Linked DNA regions of Homo sapiens: all the other regions are linked to region 1. A link is a contact called in ENCODE Hi-C data. All regions are on one chromosome and are shown on one strand. The core of a region is the stretch at or near the end of the contact, and the rest is flanking DNA. Distances in the headings are between cores, read along the strand shown.

What was found. Hi-C counts contacts between places; a loop is a spot of excess contacts on that map. Pooled maps may share reads with other maps.
Region 2: a pooled map shows a loop between it and region 1 (9-fold over the local background). The contact joins the enhancer-like site here to the promoter of SAC3D1 in region 1. A Hi-C loop is called at or near these places in 2 of 50 pooled maps.
Region 3: a loop to region 1 is called in a pooled map, with 7 times the contacts of the local background. The contact joins the promoter of RBM14-RBM4 here to the promoter of SAC3D1 in region 1. A Hi-C loop is called at or near these places in 4 of 50 pooled maps.
Region 4: a loop to region 1 is called in a pooled map, with 3 times the contacts of the local background. The contact joins the enhancer-like site here to the promoter of SAC3D1 in region 1. A Hi-C loop is called at or near these places in 2 of 50 pooled maps.

What each region holds. Positions count from the first base shown.
Region 1 is chr11:65,039,530-65,042,779 of GRCh38, forward strand. It overlaps SAC3D1 (SAC3 domain containing 1), which reads left to right and starts at 1,681. Exons shown (of 2, transcript NM_013299.4): 1 at 1,681-2,337. The coding sequence starts at 1,764. It overlaps SNX15 (sorting nexin 15), which reads left to right. Exons shown (of 8, transcript NM_013306.5): 8 at 157-1,043. The coding sequence ends at 263. It overlaps ARL2-SNX15 (ARL2-SNX15 readthrough (NMD candidate)), which reads left to right. Exons shown (of 11, transcript NR_037650.2): 11 at 157-1,043. RefSeq lists silencers at 1,600-2,279, 2,300-2,349.
Region 2 is chr11:66,310,396-66,313,624 of GRCh38, forward strand. No RefSeq gene overlaps it. Among named protein-coding and RNA genes, the nearest start is that of CD248, 5.0 kb to the right of the region's middle. RefSeq lists a silencer at 1,806-2,055. Within about 2 kb of position 1,821, at least 39 of the 41 ENCODE cell types and tissues checked have a DNase peak (open chromatin) inside an H3K27ac peak, as active enhancers do.
Region 3 is chr11:66,615,199-66,618,594 of GRCh38, forward strand. RBM14-RBM4 (RBM14-RBM4 readthrough) reads left to right here and starts at 1,432. Exons shown (of 2, transcript NM_001198846.2): 1 at 1,432-1,859. The coding sequence starts at 1,523. RBM14 (RNA binding motif protein 14) reads left to right here and starts at 1,432. Exons shown (of 3, transcript NM_006328.4): 1 at 1,432-1,859. The coding sequence starts at 1,523. RefSeq lists enhancers at 908-1,017, 1,382-2,315, 1,448-1,677.
Region 4 is chr11:66,136,252-66,139,666 of GRCh38, forward strand. All of the region lies in intron 1 of PACS1 (phosphofurin acidic cluster sorting protein 1), which reads left to right. Among named protein-coding and RNA genes, the nearest start is that of PACS1, 68 kb to the left of the region's middle. RefSeq lists a silencer at 2,659-2,818. Within about 2 kb of position 1,345, at least 6 of the 41 ENCODE cell types and tissues checked have a DNase peak (open chromatin) inside an H3K27ac peak, as active enhancers do.

The DNA.
Region 1 (3,250 bases), core at 431-2,930:
GTTTTCTTATTTGTAGACTGAGGAGAATGGATGCTGGGCCCCAGAGAGGAGGGAAAAGCACATGGTGATGCTCTGCGAATTGTAAAGGACCCGACCAGGGGTTCTGACCAGGCCAGTGGTGCCCAGGTGCCTCAGCTGAGCATTCTCTCTCCACAGGTGACCCGTTGCCTGCCCGCCAGGAAGGTGTGAAGAAGAAGGCAGCTGAGTACCTGAAGCGGGCAGAGGAGATCCTGCGCCTGCACCTGTCTCAACTCCCACCCTAACAGGGAGTGGGCCATTCCCTGGGACTCTCGCTCCTGCACTGCCAGCCCCTTCTCCTCTCCCCAGGGCCTGGCCCTACCTCCTGGTCTTGTAATTACAGGAGCCATTTCTGTAGGTAACTGGACCAAGAATGAGAAAAATAATGAATTCTTAGCTCCCTGATTACACCTGCCACCTTGGAATCAAGGACTCACACTTCTGACCCTGCCTGTCTTTTTGGGGTTTTTTTGAGTTGGAGTCTCGCTGTGTCGCCCAGACTGGAGTGCAGTGGTGGGATCGCGGCTCACTGCAACCTCCACCTCCCAGGTTCAAGCAGTTCTCCTGTCTCAGCCTCCCCAGTAGCTGAGATTGCAGGCACATGCCACCACGCCCAGCTAATATTTTGTATTTTCAGTAGGGACGGGGTTACACCATGTTGGCCAGGCTGGTCTCGAACTCCTGACCTCAAGTGATCCACCCGCCTCAGTCTCCCAAAGTGCTGAGATTACAGGCATGAGTCACTACGCCCGGCCCATGTCTGTCTGTCTTGATGTGTGAGCAGCAGCTGTGGTCATTAAACCATTAGTTTACCCCTCTAGAACTGGGGTCTGCAAACTCCCACCTGCAGCCAAATCTGGCCCACCTCCTTTTTAATGTAAGGGCTGTGAGAGTGGTTTTTACTTTTTTTAATGATTAAAAAAATCAAAATAATATTCTGTGACAATGACAGGTGAAATTTATATGTGACAAGTGAAAATTATATGAAATTTAAGAGTCCATAAATAAAATTTGTTGGAACACAACCAGGCTAATTCATTTAGTATTGTGATAGCTGCTTTCGCGCTACACTGGCAGTTGAAACAGTTGCAGAGTTGAGTCTTTGCCGCCTGCAAATCCCAAAACATTTACAACCTGGCCCTTTGCAGAAAACATTTGCTGGCCCCTGAGCTAGAAAATAGGGAGCATAGTCTCAGGGAAATAGAGGACAAGCCGATGGAGCCGGTTTATTGGGTGGAAGGGACGAAGGAGAGGAACCCAAAGCCCGGGTACTTGTCTCAGAGGCCCCAAAGCCAAATCCTGATTGCTCAGCGGGCTGGAAGGCGTGGCCTCAGCCCCGCCCCGCCCCGCCTCACCACAAAGCGGTTGGTTGCGGCAGGGACTACACCGGTGTATCATGGGAGCGGCCCGGGCTACACGTTAAAAACACTAAGGGGAGCGCGCGAAGCTGAACTTGGCGCTCGATGGGGGCCGTTAGCCGCCCTAGAGCGCGCGGAGCCGCAGAGGCGTAGCTGGACTACAACGCAGTGCATCTCGGGAGGCCAACTCGACTGGACTGGGTGAGAGGACAGAGGTGGCTCGATGGGCGGCCCGAAGGCCGGGGATCATGGCGGGAAGGCGGGCCCAGACAGGTTCAGCCCCGCCCCGACCCGCCGCTCCCCACCCCCCGGCCGGCCTCGCGTGCCTTCCCGCAGCACTGCCGTCCCCGGGATGCTGAGCGCCCACCGTCTCCCCGCAGCCCCCTCATGCCCGGCTGCGAGCTGCCCGTGGGCACCTGCCCGGACATGTGCCCGGCCGCCGAGCGCGCCCAGCGCGAAAGGGAGCACCGCCTGCACCGCTTGGAGGTGGTGCCGGGTTGCCGCCAGGACCCGCCCCGCGCGGATCCGCAGCGCGCGGTGAAGGAGTACAGCCGACCCGCCGCCGGCAAGCCCCGGCCCCCGCCCAGCCAGTTGCGTCCGCCCTCCGTGCTGCTGGCCACCGTGCGCTACCTGGCCGGTGAGGTGGCGGAGAGCGCCGACATCGCCCGCGCCGAGGTGGCCAGCTTCGTGGCAGACCGCTTGCGAGCTGTGCTCCTGGACCTGGCGCTGCAGGGAGCGGGCGACGCCGAGGCAGCTGTGGTGCTGGAGGCGGCGCTGGCCACGCTGCTGACCGTAGTGGCGCGGCTCGGGCCCGACGCGGCGCGGGGACCCGCGGACCCGGTGCTGCTGCAGGCCCAGGTGCAGGAGGGCTTCGGCTCGCTGCGGCGCTGCTACGCGCGGGGCGCCGGGCCGCACCCCCGCCAACCCGCCTTCCAGGGCCTCTTTCTGCTCTATAACCTGGGTGAGTCGGGATCCTGGCGGCTGGGCAGAGCGTGGGGACAGGAGCCCACCATGACAGTGGAGGTAGGGAAAGGAAGGATTAGCTTTAACATCTCACCATTAGCCCCCTCCCAGGACAGCACAAGATCCACCGAGCCCCGACGTGGGACCTCGGGCCCATCTCTGGGTCTTAGTTGTCTCAGGAATAAAAGTGGAGGGGGCAAGGGTGGAAAGGGAGAATTGGTCTAAATAGTGATTTTCAAACTTTTTTTTTTTTGAGTCTCGCTCTGTCGCCCAGGCTGGAGTGCAGTGGCGCGATCTCGGCTCACTGCAACCTCCGCCTCCCTGGGTCAAGCGATTCTTCTGCCTCAGCCTCCTGAGTAGCTGGGATCACAGGCGCGCGCCACCACACCCAGCTAATTTTTGTATTTAGTAGAGACGGGGGTTTCACCATGTTGGTCAGGCTGGTCTCGAACTCCTGACCTCGTGATCCGCCCACCTTGGCCTCACAAAGTGCTGGGATTACAGGCGTGAGCCACCGCGCCCGGCTGATTTTCAAACTCTTTTAACCTCCCCGCCCAGTCAGGGTTACCAAGCAAACAAGAACACATATGCCCACGAATATACCTGAGACAGAAGTTTAAGGCATTAGAGATACTTTCTATGGGCGATGCATTCCAATAAACTCTTATTATTTGTTTCTTTCTTTGTTTTTGAGACAGAGTCTAGCTCTGTCGCCCAGGCTGGAGTGCGGTGGCATGATCTTGCCTAACTGCAACCTCCGCCTCCCGGGTTCAGGCTATTCGCCTGCGTCAGCCTCCCAAAGAGCTGGGACTACAGGCGTGCACCACCACACCCGGCTAGTGTTTGGATATTTAGTAGAGACAGGCCAACACCATGTTGGCCATGCTGGTCTCGAACTCCTGACCTCAAAA
Region 2 (3,229 bases), core at 571-3,070, 1.3 Mb after region 1:
ATGGTTTCGCCATGTTGGCCAGGCTGGCCTCGAACTCCTGACCTTAAGTCATTCCCCACGCCTCAGCCTCCCGAAGTGCTGGGATTACAGGCGTGAGTCACCGCGTCTGGCCAGGTGTGGGCATTTTCTGATTAGAGACTTGGCTATCACATATGGACTGGCTTTGCTGTAGGGGGTAAAGATCACAGGATCTGCCTGGGTTCAAACCCCCACTTACTAGTTGGTCAACTAGGGCAGATGGCTTAATGCAGTTAGGCAAGTGCCTTCAGCTTCCTACTCTGTAAATTGTGGTAAGAACGGCACTTACTTCTTGGAGGTTGTTATGAATCTTACATGGATTAAGCCAAGTAAAGCCCTTAAAAAAGGACCGGGCATGTAAGAAGTGCTTCAAGGCTGGGCATGGTGGCTCATGCCTGTAATCCCAGCACTTCGGGAGGCTGAGGTGGGTGGATCACCTGAGGCGAAGAGTTCGAAACCAGCCTGACCAACATAGTGAAACCCCGTCTGTATTAAAAATACAAAAATTAGCCGGGCGTGGTTGTGGGTGCCTGTAATCCCAGCTACTTGGGAGGCTGCGGCAGGAGAATCGCTTGAACCTGGGAGGCGGAGGTTGCAGTGAGCCGAGATGGCGCTATTGCACTCCAGCCTGAGCAACAAGAGAGAAACTCCGTCTCGAAAAAACAAAAACAAAAACAAAAAACAAAAACAAAAACAAAACAGAAGTGCTTCAAGCATTCACTATTATTATCGTCAGTATTTAGCGCTAAACCCTATTTACATTTGTAATGGCTAGTGCACGAGCATTGGAACCTGGTCTGGAAAGTATCCCTCTCCCCAGGCCTGATTTGCCCGGAGGTGGGTAAGGGCAAGGTTGGCAGCTAAGGCAGGAAGCAAAGGGCCCAACTGGAGCTCAGTGGTGTCAACTCCCTTCCTCCTCAAGGGTTGCTCCCTGTCTGTCCCACTAATGTTTGAAAAATATTTTACTGGGTTCCTAGCCCTGAACTTCAGCGTCTCCTGCCCTCCAGGCTGTTATTTTCAGAGGTAGAGATGAGAGCTGAGATAGGGTCTCCCTTGAGACACTGTCCCTAAAAACTACGACCTTCAGCTCCTAATTGAGGGCTTCCCCGCCCAAACCCACCCCTTCGCAACACAGCCCCCAGGGAAGGTGTCTAGCCTTTGGAGCACTAGGTGGGGGCGGGGGAAACCTGGTCCTAGGAATTCTAGGCCGCCAGATGAGAGGCGATGCTTTCGCCCTCCAGGCGAAAGGATTTGTCGGGGAGAGACAGCAAGAGTTCGACCAGCCAGCCACTTTAGAGATTGTCAGGGGCGCTCAGCTCATAGGGTGGCTCGAGGGCCAGTGCGAAGCTCCCTTAGGGACGAATTTCCACATACGACGAAAGGCATCTGCGAAAGGATGGGCTGTCCCGTGGGGGGAGTCGGCAGATATTTAAGTAACACTAACATTTAACGAATTAAGCAGCTATTTCTATTTACTGAGCAATTAGTACGCTTTGAGAGAGAGGCCCTACCGAGGCCTCGCGGTGGCTGTAAGTCCGTGGGGCCGAGGCCAGGTGGCGCCAAAGGCCCATCGACGCCATCTGCCCGGCTGTCCGGGCCCAGTCTCCGGGCTCGCCCAGAGAACCCGAAATCTGGACAAACGGAAACCGTAGGTGGAGGAAGAAGAGGGCTCCAGGGCCAGGTTCAAGGGCATCGTGGTGAGAGATGAGGGGTTCGGAGGACTGGTGGATCTGGGCATATCGCGAAGGTGGTAAGGGACCCAGGGGTGGAGTGGGCGGTGCTTGCGCCAAGAGGGTGAGCCTGAGTGTGGGCGGGGCGTGCGATAAGAGGCTCGCTCGGTAGCGCTCTTCGCAGAGCCGTATTTGTGCGCTACGCCGCAGCCAGGGCGCTCTGGGTGGGCGGGACTCCAGGGCCCCCAGGGGCGTGGCTTGCATCTTTCGTGGGCGGCCCCGGGGGCGGGGCTCCGTGTAGGTGAACCGCTACCTCCGCTCGATGTGTGAGGTGTGACAGTCCTACGAGGGCGCAGTTCTTCCACTTTTGTGAGCTTGAGAGGGGGCGGAGCTTGTAGCTGGGGACGGAGCCTGAAGAGGAGGTTGAGGGGAACTTCACACGTTTCCCTGGAGGGCGGAGTTTACATCATCCCCCAACAGAGTTAAGACCTCTGAGGGATTCCCTGCAGTGTCCAGGGCTCTGTGAGGCGAAGCTTGCAGTTGTGTTGGGCGGGGCCTGTAGCGCCGCGTGAAGAGAATGTGTAAACTCGGGGCGAAGTTCATACCTCCTAGAAGCCGAGACTAATAGTTCCGCCAATCTGCGCGCGCCGAGCGGAGGAGGTGGGGCTTGTAGGTTGTGGGCGGGGGACTGGGCGGGGCCAAGAGGGCAGGGGGCGGGCACAATCGCTGCTGGAATCTTTGAGTTGGCAGGGGCGGGGCTTGTGGCTTTGTGGGCGGGGCCTCTGGAGAGCTCCCGGGGGCTCTCTTCTGTTCTGCAGCGAGTAGGCGTGGCTCGTAGCTCCCAGGTCCGGGCTGATACCGCTGGAGTATGCAGTTCGCCGCCGCGCCCGAATGAGGCGGGGCCTGCGAGTAAGTGGGCTGAGCCCGGGCTGGGCGCAGGCCGGGGCTCTGCCCTGGGAGGCCGTCTGTTTAGGCCCGCACGCAGCTCCGCATCTGGTGCTCATTACCAGATGACAAAGAGCCGGCTCTGGGCCCCCTTCCCCACTCCCATCCCCCGCCTCCGACTGCAGTGTATTTAACTGTTTCCTGCCCTCGAGGCGCTCTAGATCCCTACCCGAGGTCACGGAGGGGACTCCAGACCATCCCGTCTCTGCAGGCCTTGTCGCTCCCCAGGCTTCCTCACCTCCTTCCCAGACTCAGCCGTCTGGGCCGCCTCGCAACCCTCATTGGCATCCAGCAAACCTGCCCGACGGCGTCTCCGAGGTTAAAGCTGTGCAGGATCTGGCGGGGACGTCTGGTTTGAGTTAGGGGAACGTGAGAGCGGGGACCGGGGGCGGTGCGTAGCGTTCCCTCCGCCCCCTCCGCGACCCCCTGGTTCATCCCCAGCTCCGGCCCCTCCTTTCCTGGTTCCCTGGGGCCCAGCTCAGCCTTCCAGCTCAGGTCCAGGCCCGAAGGGGGCGCTGGGCCACTCCTCCTCGCCTGCCCGGGTGGTCGTGGCGGCTCTGCCCCGTCCTAATTAGAGGCCCCCAAGAGGCTGTAAC
Region 3 (3,396 bases), core at 182-2,681, 1.6 Mb after region 1:
TTACAGGCGTGAGCCACCGGGCCTGGCCCATACTGGCTCTTGACTCTTCCTTGAACCAGATTTGCTTCTGCCCCAGCACTCTTTGACTTGTACTTTCTGGCCGGCATGATCTTCCCTCAGAGGATGGCTTAGTTCCCTTGATTACTCCAAGTCCTCATCACCATCTAACACGCTTATGTTTTACTTATTTCTTGCCTGTTTCTCCCCACCATAAGATCCAAGAAGGTTGGGATTTCTGTCATTTTTTTTTGTTCACTGCTATATTCTTGGTGGTGTCCACATGGTAGGTGCTATTTGTTGACTGAACACGTAGGCAAATATTTCCCTGAGTTTGTCACATGTCTATGTTTTTGATGTTGTCTGCCATGCAACAATCTTATTTACATACTCAAATCTGTTTAAAAAAATTTTTGAGACGGAATCTCACTGTCGCCCATGCTGGAGTGCAGTGGCGTGATCTTGGCTCACTGCAACCTCCGCCTTCCGGGTTCAAGTGATTCTCCTGCCTCAGCCTCCCAAGTAGCTGGGATTACAGGCGCGCACCACCACACCCGGCTAATTTTGTATTTTTAGTAGAGACGGGGTTTCACCATTTTGGCCAGGCTGGTCCTGAACTCCTGACCTCCGGTGATCTGCTTGCCTTGGTCTCCCAAAGTGCTGGAATTACAGGCGTGAGCCACCGCTCCCGGACTAAAATTTTTTTTAAGGCTCAACTTTTGCTTCCTGCAGAATTAATTTTCTCGTTTATTAAACTGTTTATTATGAAAACCTTCAACATACAATAACGTCATTCCATTATTTCTTGACTGGGAATTCCATCAGGGCAGAGGCCTTTGATTTTTCACCGGCTGCCAGGACCTCAGCAACCCCAGGGAATGTTTCCAAAGAATCAATTAATGGCACGAGGGCTTCTCCGGGGCCTGCCTCAGGTCCCCTCGCGGTGCTCAGCACAGTCCTGGGAGCCGTTTGCCGACTCAAGGCGCCTGTCCTGGTTTCTCCCGCCAGGCCCGGCCTTCCCCCGTACACTCACGCGGCAACCCCCAGGCGCGGGTTTGGACAGGGCTTCCAGAATGGGAGGAGCCCTGACTTCCAATTGTACAAAGTTTTCCTGGGAGCCCGCCGGTCCCAGCCCCACCCGGGCCAGAGACCGCCTTACAGACTAGGCCTCTCTGCCGCCGGCGCCGCTCGCGCGCGTTCTCCTCTCTTCAGCCCTCCCTCTTCTTCCCAACCCCCTCTCCCGCCACGGGCTGTGGCGGTTGGTCGTCCCTTTCCCACCCCCTCAGCTAACGAGCGGGCTCTAGGCCCTCTGGGATTGGCTGTGCCTGAGCACATCTTCCCTCAGCGTTTCTGATTGGTCGCTGGACGCGCGGGATGCGAGTCCCCATTGGCTAGGCCAGGGCGCCTGCGCGGCGGGGTTCTCGGTCGCCAGCCATTCCTGAGGAGGACTGCCGGTCGTTCGGACGTCTTGCCTGTCGCTGGAGGAGAGGTCCGGGCTCTCCAGGAAGGTGGCTGCGGCGACAAAATGAAGATATTCGTGGGCAACGTCGACGGGGCGGATACGACTCCGGAGGAGCTGGCAGCCCTCTTTGCGCCCTACGGCACGGTCATGAGCTGCGCCGTCATGAAACAGTTCGCCTTCGTGCACATGCGCGAGAACGCGGGCGCGCTGCGCGCCATCGAAGCCCTGCACGGCCACGAGCTGCGGCCGGGGCGCGCGCTCGTGGTGGAGATGTCGCGCCCAAGGCCTCTTAATACTTGGAAGATTTTCGTGGGCAATGTGTCGGCTGCATGCACGAGCCAGGAACTGCGCAGCCTCTTCGAGCGCCGCGGACGCGTCATCGAGTGTGACGTGGTGAAAGGTAACGCGGAGGCGCGCTCGGGGGCGGGGGCGCGCTCGGGGCACTCTGCCTGTTAGCCACGCCCCTTACCCGGGGGTCGGTCACTGCGCGGTTGGGAGGGGTGGGGAAGTGCGCGGGAGCAGGTCGGAGGTGTTGGGGGCGCGTTGGGTAGAGCCACCCTCCTCCCCTGCGGTCCAGGAACCGTCCACCAAGTAGGAGGAAGCGGCTCTGGGTGGGTGCGGCGGCCACTGCGAGCCAAGCTACGGGGCCGGGGACGCGCCTGAGAGCCTTGCGAGTGTTCCGGGGGCGCGCCTTCTCCTGGTCTCCTGGGCCTGGCACCCAGCGGAAATTGGGAAGTGACGGGCACAAGCCGGATCATGAAGCGGGGAAGATTTCTCCACTTCCCCACTTCCTCTCCAGACGTCGGTCAGAGCAAGGGAAGAGGGAAAAGGTGGGGGCTGACGCCCCAAGGCCGCCCTCCTGTTCCCTCCCGATGAATGTGCTCAAGCGGAAGGTAACGGGGCCCTTGGACGTTTCTCGGGCTGGGGTCTTTTAGTCTTGTCTGGCATGGGTCTACTCATGGGCACAGTTACACGTGGGTACGAGAGGGGCCCCTTCCGAATCACTTTGGCCTTTCAATATTAGGTAGGTTAGGCGTGGCAGCTCTGTGCTTTTCTCCTCCCTCAAACTTGGGGTTTTTCTTTGGGCTCGATTTTACATCTGTCAACTGGAAACCCCAGCCTTTTGCATGTGCAAGAAAGCTTGTTTTATGAAGTCCCCTTCTGCGTAGTCTTTACATGCCAAGCCAGTGCCCTAGGGCAGTGTCATTCTTTTATAAGCTTGGTGACTTTGCAGGGGGGCATACTCTGGCTGAGGGGGTCCTGGGGAGGGGTCTGTGAGAGCTCTTCATTAAACAGTGGCTAAACACGGTTTACTGAATCAGTAGTAGTCATTGCTTGAGTAGTCTGATTCTCAGGGCAGATCCCGGTGCCTTTTCTTCGAGAAAAATGTGTCACCATAATTTAAGCCTGACTAGGGACCCAGTTGACTTTTTCATAGCTTGAGTTTTTATCCCTTAAGCTCTTTATCTTTTACATTGGCAAGATTTGGTGGGACAGCCGTTGTGTATGTGGCCAGTCTCTGCTCCACTTGGGAACAGATCAGAGTTAACTTTGCCCTGTCATTTTGGAAGATGCAGCCTGGGAGTATCTGATGCCCTACTCCTGGTGGGTTCATACCTGCTCATACCCTGTGTGAGAAGTTTCAGGGATAGGAAATAAATGTGGGTGCAAGTGCTTATTTATCCCACCAAGATATTTCATTTGCTGTCCTGGAAAGGCACATGTTTGGGGCCATTCCTAGTCCTTTAAGTGGGGGAAATATAAAGGGTCATAGTGTCCACTACTAGGAACAAGTCCTTGTTCTGCATTAATACTGCATTCTATTTTCCTCAACTCAGGTTATACAAGTCCACGACTATCCGGAATCGGGCTTTCCTGCTGGGTGCTCTGAGGCAGGCTGTATGGTGCATGGATTTTTGCTTTTGTTTAGAGTAAAA
Region 4 (3,415 bases), core at 95-2,594, 1.1 Mb after region 1:
CAATCCCGCTAACACACACACACACACACACACACGCCAAGAATGTGAAACAGGACTGCCCAATCCCACTGTCACACACACACACACACACACACACACACACCAAAAACCAAAACAAACCAAAATATTCCTGAGTGCAGGAGTTATGATTTAACAAAACCTTCATATCCTCTAACATCCCCACTCCAGAGAACACCCTACTTAGAATAAAAAGCTAGGAGTGATGAGCACCATGGCTTTCAGTCTTTATGGAGCTGTGATAGCCCATCATTATTTGATTTATTCTCCTATCTTTTCCAGAGCGGATGTAGTCTTTGAATAGAATTGCATAATTTTAGGGTTTTAAGCACCCTCAGTAATCGTGCAGTTTAGTTTCCCATCTCATGCCTTCCAAAAAACTTCATACAAGTTGACCCTCATCTAGCCTTGGCCCGAGTGCTTCCACTGAACAAGAATTCAGCAGTTTTTTAAGCAGGCCCATTCCATTGTATGGACTGCCCGAATTATTAATAAGTTCTCTATGTTCGGCTAAAACTTAACTCATGGGAATTTCCACCCTAAGTCCTGATTTAACCATTTGTAGAAATGAATGACTCAGTTTTTTCACTCCCACAGAAGTGGTCTTCAGCTATTGGAGGACAGTGCCCGGCCTCCGTAGGCTCTCCAGCCTCAGCATTGCCCACTTTTCTCTTGGCTTGTTGGGCTTTTTTCTTCTTGATTTTTGGGGATTTTTGAAAATAGCCCTATGTCTTGGATATGAGTCACAAATTGCCCCCCCCCCCACCATTTCGTCATTTGTCTCCAAGCTCTGTTTACATTGGTGTTTGCCGTGCAGAAGTTTTTCTTTAATGTAATAAAATGTAGCCATCTTTTTTAAAATGACCTCTGGACTTCATGTGTTTGGAGTTTATTCATACTTAGAAAGGCCTTGTCCACTTGAGGCTGTTTAAAAAATACCCATATTTTCTGCTAGTACTTAAATGGATTTGTGTGAGTGTGTGTGTTTGTGTTTGTGTGTGTGTGTGTGTACTTAAATCTTTTATGCATCTAGAATTTATTTTAAGATAAGATGTGAGGTAGGGGTTCAAATTAATTTTTTTCCAGCTAGCTGTCTAGTTACTCCAACATTATTGAATTACTCATTTTTTCCTGTTTTGAAATGCCATTATATTAAATTCATGACACACTTTTGGATTTATTCCTAGAGTGTTTCATATGTTTTATTTCCAAGCAAACCACCACACACATCTTATACCTTCATTACTGAAATTTTTAACCTAAATGTAAAACTTGTTATGTGCTTACCTGGCATCCAGCCGGTCAGGATGGTCTGACTCTGCTCCTTCCTGCCTCAGCAGCCTCCTCTTTTGTGCCACCTGCAGGTTAATAAGCATCTCTTATGTCATTATCCAGGCCATTGACCAAGGGGTGACAATAATATTGGCCATTGTAGGGCTGTCCTTTGGACTCCAGTGGAGAGCCATTACTCACTGTTTCCTATTTTAGAAATGCAGCATGATAGGTTAAAAAGTGCTTAGGGTTTTGGTTTCAGTTGCAGAACTAAATTTGAGCATCCCTTCTATTCATTGTTTCTCAGACTTTAATGTGAACAGGAATAACCTGAGAATCTTGTTAAAATGCAAATTCTTTTTTTATTTTTAGTAGAGACGGGGTTTCACCATGTTGGCCAGGCTGGTCTTGAACTCCTGACCTCAGGTGATCCACCTGCCTTGGGCTTCTAGAATGCTGGTATTACAGACATGAGCCACAGCACCCAGCATAAAATGCAAATTCTGATTCAGTAGGTCTGGGGTAGGCCAAGATTTTGCCCCGTTTATTTATTTATTTATTTATTTATTGGACAGTATCACACTCTGTCACTCAGGCTAGAGTGCAGTGGCCTGATCATGGCTCACTGCAGCCTCAAACTCATGGACTGAAGTGATGCTCCTGCCTCAGCCTTCTTAGTAGATAGGACTGTAGACTTCTGCCACCATGCCCAGGTAATTAAAAAAAATTTTTTTACAGAGATGGGAGTCTTGCCATATTACCTGGGCTGGTATTGAAATCCTGTCCCCAAGCAACCACCCAAAGTGGGATTACAGGGTGAGCTATGGTGCCCAGACGGCTTTTGCATTTTTAATAAGTCCCCAGGCCATGCTGATGCTGATGGTCCATGGACTACCCTATACTTTGCAGGACCAAGACTAGAGTGAGTCAAGTGACATGCCCCACGAAGTGTGTGAGGAGGCACTTACTGTCTTGGCACTTGCACAAACCTGAGAGCAAGCACTTCTTTAAGTTTTGTACCCTGGGTCCCTTGCTTGCCTCACCCTAATCCCAGCCCTGATATTGTGTTTCTTATTATTGTTAGGCTTACTGCTGATGAAGCTACTAAATAGGACTCTTGAGAGGTGAGCTCTTGCTGTCTGCACTTTTTTTTTTTTTCGAGACAAAGTCTTGCTCTGTCGCCCAAGCTGGAGTGCAGTGGCGCGATCTTGGCTCACTGCAACCTCCGCCTCCCGGGTTCAAGTGATTCTCCTGCCTCAGCCTCCCGAGTAGCTGGGACTACAGACATGCGCCACCACGCCCAGCTAATTTTTGTATTTTTAGTAGAGACAGGGTTTCACCATGTTGGCCAGGATGGTCTCGATATCTTGACCTCATGATCCGCCCGCCTCAGCCTCCCAAAGTGCTGGGATTACAGGTGTGAGCCACTGTGCCTGGCCGCTGTCTGTATTTTTAAACAGGTTCCCCAGGCGACCCTTAGGCACACCAAAGTTTGAGAACCACTGAAAAAGAGAAGTTCTGACTTTTAGGATTAATTTACAGCCTGTTATGAAACCAGTGCTTGCAACCTGAAAACATCATGCTACTGTTTACCTTTAGTTTTCATGATGTGCTTGAGATAGTGGTGGCTAAGCCCGAAATATATAAATTTTTAATTTTCATGTTTGTGGGTACATAGTGGGTGTATATATTTATGGGTTGCATTTGTTTTGATACAGGCAGGCAATGCATAATAATCACATGAGGGTAAGTGGGGTGTCCAACTCAAGCATTTATCCTTTGTGTTACAGACAATCCAGTTATACTTTTTAGTTACTTTAAAATGTATAATTAAATTATTTTGTACTATAGTCACCCTGTTGTGCTAGCAAATATTAGGTCTTATTCATGCTTTGTAACTTTTTTTTTTAATCCATTAGCCCTCCCCACTTCCCTCCCATCCACCCCCCTAACCCCACCACTACCCTTCCCAGCCTGTGGTAACCATCCTTCTACTCTTTGTCTCCATGAGTTTAATTGTATTAATTTTTAGCTCTCACAAGTAAGTGAGAACATGTGAAGTTTGTCTTGCTGTGCCTGGCTTATTTTATTTAACATAATGATCTAGTTCCATCCATGTTTCATC